2 separate regions of the Mus musculus genome follow, and region 1 is linked to region 2. A link is a loop called in an ENCODE intact Hi-C map of the cell type or tissue named here. Cell type or tissue: left cerebral cortex. All regions are shown on one strand. Links, peaks and the distances in the headings refer to the core of each region. The heading gives the core; the rest is flanking DNA. Region 1 has its middle 23 kb from the start of A830009L08Rik. Region 2 overlaps Atg10 (autophagy related 10).

Region 1 (5,376 bases), core at 212-5,211, 200 kb before region 2:
ATGCCATTTCTGTTCATTAATTTCCCATCTCAACATGTTTCTCTCTTAGTTTTCTGGGCTCCCCTCCCCCCTTGTTTTAGCGGTTCAAGTACATGGCTCAGGGTTTTCAGGCCTTCGTTTATAGCTGGTATACAGAAAGTAGCATCGTTACTCAGCACTTCCACTCGTCCTAATTTATCTACACACACTGGAAGCTGCCTGTAACATTTCCCAATGACAGTGACAACTGGACGTCAATAAAAGGACCCCACCCATTTCAACCTTGTTTGTATAAAGTTAATACTTGTGTATATTTCTTCTGTAACAGAGGTAAGGCTATTGGTCTGTTGTTGTTTCGTTTTGTTTTGGTTGTTGTTGGTTTTGGTTTTTTCCTAGCTTGTTAAGACAAGTTTTCTAGGCAGATTGCTGGTTAGCTTTAGGCTAGATTTTTTTTTTTTTTTTTAAATCATTGAACACCAGATAGACAAAGGAAAAGAAATATGATGTGAATTTAAATGATCAAAAATCCATTCTTTTAAGATAATTTTTGGTTCTCTAAGTTCAAAATTCTACAGTTTTTCTTCAAGTGAGTTTGTAACAAGAAAGATAGAATCATTTTCAACAAGCTAGCAAATTTAGGTCAAAATTTTCATTCCCTGTTGGGAGCAGGGTGGGATATGAGAGAGGGAGGGGCTGGAGGAAGGAACGGAGATTCTTGCTTCTGTTTGGAACTTATTGAATCCAAATCTCCGTATGTTTGACACTGATGCACCCTGCTCTGTGTGCCGGGCTCTGTGTGATTCCTGCTTGTTCTCCGTAAGCAGTGCTTAGTGCTACCTGCTAGGTGAAGGTGCTTGTTTGAGAAGATGCCAGGTTTAATCTGAGATTATTCCAGCTGCTCTTGATGTCTATCCTGTAACATGTTTTCACATGTCTAAGGCTTGCTGCTGCAGCTCAAAAAACAAAAAACAAACAAAACAAACAAACAACAGGAGCAAACAACAACAACAACAAAAACAAAAACCCTCAAACCTGTGTTGATACATAATTTATGTGTTTAGCCAAGAATGCGTTGTATGATAAGATTAGATAGGAGATACTCTAAAATCCTAAATAAATTAGCAAACTCTTGATAATAATTATAGTTTGATGTCTTAGTAACCACACTAGCAGAGTAGCCATTTTCCCTTCTAAAGTTGTCATGAACTTTCTTTGACCATGAAGATAGTAAAGGGAAGTTTACAGCTTGGACTTAACTTCATCTGGAACTGGTCTGGAATGAAGCTAGGCTTTGCATCCTAGACTAGGGGGGTCATAGTTTCGATTCCCATTGCCCATGGCAGGATGTTTAATTTCACTCCTGTGACTTAAAGACTTTATAGTGACGTTTGAAGAGTGGAATGTGGAAAGTATCTCCAGTTCATAGCAAAGTGGGGATTAGATGAATAATGCTCCACGTGACACTTTGCCCAGGACTTGTCACTGAGATAACTGGGAGGCATGCCACTGTGTCAGATGTGCCCAAGTCAGAGATTGTGCTGGTCTCTCACTCTGGCAATTATTTTTGAGCATGCGATGTGTTTTGGGGTCCTGTAGTTCTTTCTTTCCAAATCTGCTGAATATAAGGTAAAATGAGATTTTTTTTTTTTCTAATTGTCTTTTCTGCAACCTAGACTTGTTTTCTAAAAACCCAGACTGGGTATCCTGCTGTTTACAGGTGGAAACAGAGTTCCGAAAAAATCTTGCTTATGATTTTGGGGAAAAGTTATATTTCCTCCATATAGATTTATGTCTGAAAGCCAAGTGCCGCTTTTAGGAAAGAAAAAAAAGAAGTTCTGGTTTTGTTAATAAACAATACTAACTCAGTTCAAGATGGCCTCTGGGAATTAGATATGGAAGGCTTAGGCTGCTCTGATTTAAATGTCTGAGGTCTGCAGCACATGCGATGGCCACCCACCTAGTGGCTACATAGAATGTTTATTTTCTATAATTTCCTGATTTCTTTCAAATGTGTGTGTGTGTGTGTGTGTGTGTGTGTGTGTGTATCGAGTCTCTGTGCTTGGGAGCCTTGTAAATCTTTTCCTTGTCTCTTCTCTCTATCATTACAAAGCACCCCCACCTCCAGAGTTTTGTCTCATCGGGCCTCCTCTGGAGCTCCAGTATGTGGTTGTGGAGTGGTGGATACCACCCTAGGGACACAGATTGTCTGCTTTGATGGCCACTCACATGGTCTTTAAGGCCCAAGGTAGCCTTTATTTATTTCCCCAATATCCCATCTCAGAAAGGTTATTTTTACCAAATGATCTCAAGGGTAGAGATGTTCTAGAATAGGCATTCAAACTGAGGCTACACACAGGCTGTGGTTCCTGGAGAATCCACCACTCAGGGCCCCAAAGCCCTCTAAAACATTTTATGAACACTAGAGGGCTCACGATGAATCCCCCAATGCCTTTAAAAGTCCCAGAACCCCAATTAGCTAGTGCCTGTAACTACATCAGGCCCATTTCTATTGTAAGGGCAAAAAGAAGCTTTGGGGTAGGCTAAAAATGACAAGGATGGATGTCTCCCATCCTACCACTCCAAGGAGAAGACTATAGGACAAGCAGCTGAAAGGACACATACCCAGACCAGACTCTTGACGACTCCTGGGCAGTGGGCCAAGCACTGGACCAAGCACTGGGCATGGCTCCAGAGGCTGGGTCCCTGCCCAGGGCACTTACTGGTTCAGAGCCAGCAGAAAAGAGCAGTCTTGGCAGCAGGCAAGTGAGTTGAACAGATTGGGAAAGAGCAGAACCAAGCAGTCCAGGGCACTGTCTCACTAGGTCTGATCAGCCCACCAGCAGTGGGGATGGAGCCTCAGGCCTCCTGCTGCCTGGAAGTGGAGCTATGGGAGGTGGGGCTGGAAGTAGGATCCAGTCCCAGGAGTGGACAACACCCAGTGGCCCACCTCAGGGAAGCAGGAGAGAGATAGAGCATCATCATGCTGGAGAGAAAACCTTGGCGTGGTATCCTTCAGTGACATAGGATGTCTCAGACTAGCTTAGTGTATCAGTTTCATGCACCCCTGAGAGCCGAGTGGGTCCAAAGGTCAGGGTTCCCCAGTGCCCCTCTGCTGTGTAATGTCTATAAAATGTTGGGGCGCCCAGCTGAGAGGCTTCTTTGAGAGAGGAATGAAAATCTTTCCATCCTATTAGTTCATTTCTCCTTTTCAGTTCTTACACTAATTTTATAAGGGAACACACACAGACACAGACACACACAGAGAGACACACACAAATACACACAGACATAGACACGCACACAGATATATACACACAGACATACACACACACACACACACACACACACACAAGAACACACAGAGACACACATACAGACATACATACACACAGAGACACCCACATACAGACACAGACATACACATACACAGGCAGACAGAGACACACATACAAGTACACAGAGAGACACCCACACACAGACACCCACATATAGACAGACAGACAGACAAACACACACACACACACACACACACACAGACACACACACAGAAACACACATACACACACAGGCTCACACACAGAGACAAACACATAGAGACATACAGACATCCCCCCACACATACACACAGACACAGAAAGGCCTCAGGACAGCAGCGAGATAACCAAGAAAGGCTGGGAGGCCACCCACCTCCCACACTATAACACATCCCTGCTATTGCTATGAGCCACTGTGGCTCTTCTTTAAGGATGAAAAGGTGGGAAGCCATTCTTCCCTACTCCTAAAGGAAGATAAACAGGCAGTTTCAGAAATTTGTGGACATGGAGGAATGAATATAGGCAATGGTTTGGAGCCAACAGAACAAGAAAGAGAATCAAGTATGGGCTCCAGTTGGGCTTGAGTAATGGAAGACTTCAGCTGGCAGCTCCCATGGCTAACTGGAGAAATGCTTTTCCTTTTCTTTGAAAACAGCTACCAGACAGTCATGGTGGCACAAGCCTGTAAGCTCAGCAATTCCTAGGCTGAGACAGCAGATAAGACCAGTCTGGGTCCATGGTGAGACCCCGAGTTACCAAGCAGGCCAAGTCAGACCTAAAATCAGATCCTGACTATGTGGTAGAGAGGACTCTGTTTAGGGATTTGTTTTTAGGAGATCTCATAAGTGCTTTTTACATGTGCTAAATTCTGAGAGCCACAGACACATAGTTTAAGAAAAATATCTTCCTCCTTTTTTTTTTTAACTCATGAGAAAAATAGACTTTCCTTTCTTCTGCTATTTTTGGAAGCTTTATAATCTCTTGGTGGGATGCCTTTCTTTCTGTTTACCTTCAGATAAGATGGATTTCATGTTGGTAGAGCTGGCAGGAGAGGGTTACTGAAATGTCCTAATATGTCCACTAATAACCACAGTAGCCAAAGATTTCAGAATTCAGCTTTCTAAGTACTTAAATGTGCTAACTCCATCTTACAGATAGAAAAATGGGCACAGGCAGGTGAGACCTCATGCCTAGATCTGGTTGTGTGGGAAAATTCGATTGCAAAACAGGAAAGGGACAAGATGCCTCAAATCAGTGTGCTCGAATCAAGTCACTTAACCTCTCCTTCATTGGGCAGACTCCTTGAGTTAACTCATAGATTGTATTAGGAAGCCATTCCGTGGTTTCTACACACTGTTCTTGTTTGAGACCTCGGTGAACAGGTGAAAAGAAATCTCAAAGCTAGGCCCTGTTGCTGGGTTTATCTAGTGTTGATCTGGATGGTATTTGAAAATCATTTCTAAACACTCAAACCAACCGATAGAATATCTCTAAATGAACGGACATGAAAATCCAAAAAACAATTTCTTAAAAGAAAAAGCAATAAGTAGCTGCGATCCTACACGGCCTCTCTAGAGCTTTGAAGCTGGTTTTAAGAAATTGATTTGGTTCCATCCTTGCTTTATGAAGGGCCATAAAGCCTGCCTCCTCTTCCTGGCTCAGCTCCCTAGACAGGATTTCCAGCACTCGCTAGCACAGCTTTGCTCCTGTTGTTCCCAAGCTGAGAACACACCTTTCTGATGGGAGTGTTGCAGTTCAGTCCTCCTTGCACACTGCAGATGGTATCTTCTGTGGGAAGCCCCCTCATCCCACTTCCCCGGGGAAGCTTACTGTTCTCTGGGCTCCCACAAAACACAGCTACTCCGGGTTCCAGCGCTGTAACAAGACAAGAGGCTGCAACGGTTTGTCTCAGGAGCTCTTCCAGGCCAGCCAAACGCTGTGATTTACTTATCTTTATGAATGTCACGAACCAGCAAAGTCTACAGCGTATTTTAAGTGCTATATAACACTTGTTAAATGAATGAAAAGGTTTAAGTGGTGTGGGTTATTATTATTTTTTTATTAGAGTGAGGTGGGCTGTACA
Region 2 (5,376 bases), core at 329-5,328:
GCCCCTGTGGCTTTGCTGGGTCCCAGGGCGTAGTAGGCAGATAGCAAGTACTTCTGGACACACAGATGGCTTCTGGTCACATTGAAGGGAGCAGTGTTTGGGGGCATTTGCCGTAGACACAGCCTCTTGTTCAAACAGATATGGAGTAGCAAGCCTTTCAAACTCGAGAGACTTTACAGTAACTGGGTCTGCAGAAGACCCCAGGAAGAACTGAGAGTACAAACCAGATCTAGTCATTGTAAGTTCAGCTCTTTTCTTTCTGTTAACAGCGATTAGAGATAGGAAAATGAAATTCATTTGCTCTTAGCTTAATTGGCTCTCCAAGCCCTTAACTGGCTCAAAACTGGACAAAATACAAATGGTGGCTTTCTCTGCCTTCCCCTGTCATCCCTGTTAGTTTCTGTTGTTAAGTCCTGAGGTTTAGTAAGATTTTCTTCTGGACTTATAAATAAGCTGTTGATTTTATGTAGTAGTATAGCTTTCAGTTCAGATGCTTAATTGTTTTTTAATCGTTAGAAGTTTAACTTAGGCACGGGAGAGCACTGGCTCTCTGCCTTAGTCCTTGAGACAGGACCTCTGAATGAACCGGGAGCTTGCAGTTTTGCTGGATTCCCTCTCCAGAAAGCACTGATGCTCCTCTGGCTTAGTGAGTCCCCTTGGTGCTAGGCTGCAGACCCAGGCACGATGCAGGGCTGGGGTCCAAGCTTGCTTAGTAAGTACTCTCACCAGTTAGCCGGCTCCCTAGTCCCCTGAGCCACTGTCTGTATTTGTCTTTTTTTGTTCATTATTGTCATTCCCCCCCCCCCCTTTGAGGAGCCACTGAAGGGCTTCCTGATAGCTGTTCTCACGCCGCTGTGCTTAATTCCATCCACTGTACATTTCTGTTCCATTTTGTTCACTGACTTTTTTTCTTATTATTTCAGTCAGGTTTTGGGTCTTCTGGGCATGCCTGTTCATTTTTTTTTTTTATTGGATTCTAGATGTTAGTTTATGCTGAATACCCCATTACCCCATTTCCACAAAAAGATGCACTGAGAATTCCAGGAGCTGATCTCTCTGTCTCTTTGTCTCTCTGTCTCTGTCTCTGTCTCTCCTTTTTCCTTTGGAAACTCTCTTGTTTTGTGCTTATATTGTGGTGTGCTTTCATTTGGAAGGTTCATTGCAGGTCTTTATCGTGTAACGGTTGGATTGGGATGATTAACATACCCCTCACTTCGAGTCCTTATCAGTTTTTGGTGGTGAGAAGATTTACAGTCCCCTTTAGCCACACTGAAGTCTGCAAGGATGGTTTTAGTTACAGTCACCTTATTGCGCAAGGCGACAGCTATCATTCCCGCCCAACGAAAACTCTGGTGACCAACTTTTCCCATTTCCTGGTTCCTCCTTTCCCCTGGCAATCAGTTTGATTCTTTCAGGGACTGTTTTTAAGATATAGTGGGGCAGGTCTCAACCAGCCTTTAGATTAGGTCTCATTTGGACCACCGCTGAGGTATGCCGAGGATGCTGTTCACTGCCGTGCGTGTCGGGACGCAGCTGGGCATATGAAAGACTCCGGCCCTGTGTGGGCTCTGAGGATTAGGTTGCATACTTCATCTGCCTGTGATTCCCAGGCTCTAGTAGTTTCCTTACATGCCTGCGTGAACACTACTCAGGGAGACGCAGCGTGCTCTTCTCGGTCGCCAGAGTTCCCTCTCAGTGGCTGCCGTGCGTGCACTCTGTCCACAGTTGACTCCCTGTTTCCTCAACTCAGAACGCTGCCTCTATAGAGCCAGTGACTCTAGGGCTCTGTTTGGCTTTGCTGCCTCTGACTTTGCGAGCTGGGCACTTCTGGAGTCTGGTTGCTTATTGCGTTTCTCCCAGAGATCACTGCCATGCGTGGTCTGTATGAAAGGTCAGAAAACACCTTCTTCATACTTTTATTTTTGTTTGTTAGAGTTTTAGCTATTTAACGTGGGGGAGATAAATCTAGTGTTTTATTTCATGGTCCATAGGCCAAAGGAATACTTAGCAGAGTGTTTTGTATGATACGAGTACATTCCCCCATTTATATGAATTTCAAATGCATAGACGTTTTAGGGAAAGACATGACTAACTTTATGCTCATCAGTTGGTTTGGTCTGTGTGGCGCACAGTAGTCGGAGGACACGAGTAGCCCATGAGGTGAGAACATGGACACTGTGGGACTCGGTGAAGCTCGCAGCCTGTGCTTTGTGAGGGGCTCAGCTGCTGCTGATGCAGCACATCTGCCTGGCCTTCCGTTCTCCACTGCTGAAGGTTGTCTCCTTGAGACACTGCTACTGAGCGCTGATTCATATGGAAGGAGAAGAGAGTCAGTGCCAGAGCTTTAAACATGCACAGACTTGGAGTGGAAATGACTTGAAGGGCAGAGACTGTGACTCATGCTGGGAAATATGTCAAGAAACTTTTGTTATATCCAAAGAGAGAGAGGGAGGGAGACACACACACACACACACACACACACACACACACACACGAAATGCAGCAGATCCTAGCCTCCTCTCCTCTCTGTCTGTTTCCCCTGTCTGTCCTTCCTCTCTGACACTGGCACTCTTTCAGTCAGTGAATGTTAAGTGCTCTTTTTGGCTCTTTAGTCTCGCAGTATCCGTGGGTTAGGAAGCAGGCCTTAACCTAGAGTACAGTCCCCTTTAATAGCTGCTGGTACCCTCTGCTCTATTTTTGGCTAGTGTCATTTTGGTTTCCAGAACGTCTCTGAGACTGTGGCCTGAATCTCAGGCTGGAGCAGTTGCAGTTTGGGTGTTTTTCTGAGACAGATGCCTATGTTTGGTGCAGGATATGGGGCTGTCTTTCTCCCATTCTGCCTGCCTTTCCTTTATAGACTGTCCCCTCTCCCACCGTCACCTAAGCCCATGGGTTTTGTATTGGTGACTTTGTTTAAAAATATAGCCTTGACAGATGTGGTCAAGATTAAAATAAGGTCACACTAGATTAGGACAGGTCCTGAATCTGTTGTGACCCGTGTCCTTGTAAGAAGAGGGACGTCTAGGTACAGAGACCAGATACCTGGGGAGGTTTCCATGTGCAAACACCCACACACCCCTCTTCCCCAGAGAGAGGGGGAGGGAAAGAGATGCCTGTAAGTTTTATTACACATCAGAACAGGGCAAGGACAGGTTCACCACTGAGCTTAAAAGATGTGTTGGCTAGGATAACCTAGCCTCCAGTACTACCCCGGGGATCTCTGTGTTATTTTAAGTTTTCAAGGCATTTCCTCTTTCGGCACTGCACGCATCCCAGAGAGGACATTCTCACCTTCTCTACCCTATCCTTCTCTTAGAGCAAGACCTTTCTCTGAAGAGTTAAGCTGTCAAAGCTCAGGGGCCTTTCATTCCCTTAAAGGCTGGGCAGCTTAGTGAATCGTCCATCCTGCTGTGTATGGATGGTGCTTGGCAACCTGGTTATTTTCTTTTATTAGAATTATCATTTCTTTCAATGTAATAAAGAATAAAATTAACTATTGTCTAAGTCCTAATGATGAAAGGAGTCAGATTCTGAGTAACTTTAAATGTAAAGAAAAGGCGGTGTGATCAGAGCTTGAGCAATCTGTATGCTTTTTTTCCCCTTTAAGTCTCTGATATTAGAAAGGCAAAGCCAAACCTTTGAGAACATTTCAGTGAGGGTAAACAGACAAAATATGGTAAAATCTTTACAAACTTAAATTGGAAGCAGGACCAGAGAGAAAAAATTCGTTTTCTCCAGTAGGCCCCGAATCGGTTATAACACCATCGGCCATTCCTCTGGCACAAATAAGCCGAAATGCTCTGGGAGCACAAACGAAATTGCTTAATATAATAAAAAGTATGAGGGCACACACGGAGGTCCCACATCTATGAACTAGAAATTGAAACTTCAAAATGGGCAAGTTGGAAAACCTGAAAACAAAACATTATTAAAAAGAGAGAGAGAGAGACAGAGAGAGAGAGAGAGAGAGAGAGAGAGAGAGAGAGAGAGAGAGAGAGAGGAAAGAAAATGCTTAATTGTAAAACCTAACGTTGCAGAAGCCTGAGTTAAAGTGCTTGTGTGGAGGTTGGGACCAAGTGAGCTTTAAACTCTTCTCAGTGTTTTGTCCAAGAAGAGCGTTAGTTAGCATCATCTAATATGTAACCATCCTTTAAAAACCATGTGCAGGCGGTGGAATTTCAGCTTAGGTCCACTTACTTAAGCAAGCATTCTTTCCCCAGATTCTGTTCCGAGGTTGCACTGGGTAACTTCCCCCCCTTTTTTTTTTTTTATGGACAGGGGACTGGTTTTCACCTACTCCCTCTTCTCTGGGACCAGAGTTCTTGCTGTGCTTTGACCTCTAAGGACGGGCTCAGAGAGGTGTGGTTCTCCTGCCTGTCCAGAAAGCTGGGAAAGTTCTGGAGATGACAAGAAGGTGAACTTGGTAGTTCCAGAGTCCTGTCAGGAAAGGGAGCAGGAGACAGGCTTGTCTGTATAAGAGCACAGCACTGGAGTTCTCAGCCGGGCTGGAGTTCTCTGTGTTGAATGGAATTGAAAATTGAAAGCTGTAAGTAGGCTTCAAACCATGCTACTGGAAAAATATGGTGAAACCCAGGCATTTGCTTCATTACAGCTCATACCTACAAGGGTTATTCCAAAAACTGAAAGGGGGAAGGGAGTTATTTGCAGAGCTTCGTGCACTTCATGCTCTCAGAACCATTCTAGTCACAGAGCATTGGGGGTCATCCTGGGCTTTGCTCCCTCTAGGTCTAGATCCCAGACCCCTGGGGTGTCAGGTTCAAAAGAAGCAAATGGTACCTGTGGTGTCTACAGCAGCACATTAGGAGCATACCCAAGAGCATGCTGGCCCCCAGGCTTCCTCAGTATCACAACTACCTGTGGCTCTTCTCATCCTGCCCCTCCCTTCCAAACTTCTCCAGCTCCTGGGCTTCCCTCCCCCATCTTCTCATTCCTTGTAACCCTGCCATTTTGCCGCGCTCTCTCCTGCTTCCCGCCCTCTCCCCCTCCCATCTTCCTCTCTCCCACTGTCACCCTCCTCCAACCCCTCCCATCTTGGTCTCCTTTGCCTGCACTCTTTTTGTCTGCCTCCAGCACTGTTTACGGACAAGCCAGTCTCTGGCAAAGGTTCAAGCTCCCTTTCCTGGCAGGACTCTTGAACTACCAATGCCACCTTCTTGTCACCTACTGTATGTTCTGGCCTTCTGGATAGGCAGGAGAACCACACCCTTCCAAGCTGCTCTGGCCTTTGCCTGACGCCTCTAGCAGTTCTTTCCCTCCTTTCTACAATAAGTCCTTCCCTGCAACCATACTTAGGAATGTTCTGGTTTATACAACTGGTGCTGAAACCCTTAGTTTATACATGGGGAACTATTATTT

Evidence for each region. Peaks named below come from ENCODE experiments on the same cell type or tissue, not always from the same donor. Only the 100,000 strongest peaks of a DNase experiment are listed, where the experiment ranks them.
Region 1: a loop joins it to region 2, with 2.5 times the contacts of the local background. A loop is called at or near these places in 3 of 42 quality-filtered maps.

The regions. Positions count from the first base shown.
Region 1 is chr13:91,362,785-91,368,160 of GRCm38, reverse strand. No RefSeq gene overlaps it. Among named protein-coding and RNA genes, the nearest start is that of A830009L08Rik, 23 kb to the left of the region's middle. In left cerebral cortex, for the core only: a CTCF peak has its summit at 2,409 (motif pointing right); a DNase peak (open chromatin) is centred at 2,670.
Region 2 is chr13:91,162,366-91,167,741 of GRCm38, reverse strand. All of the region lies in intron 2 of Atg10 (autophagy related 10), which reads left to right. Among named protein-coding and RNA genes, the nearest start is that of Atg10, 59 kb to the left of the region's middle. In left cerebral cortex, for the core only: no CTCF peak of the experiment used is centred there; DNase peaks (open chromatin) are centred at 2,326 and 2,721; H3K27ac peaks cover 1,764 bases.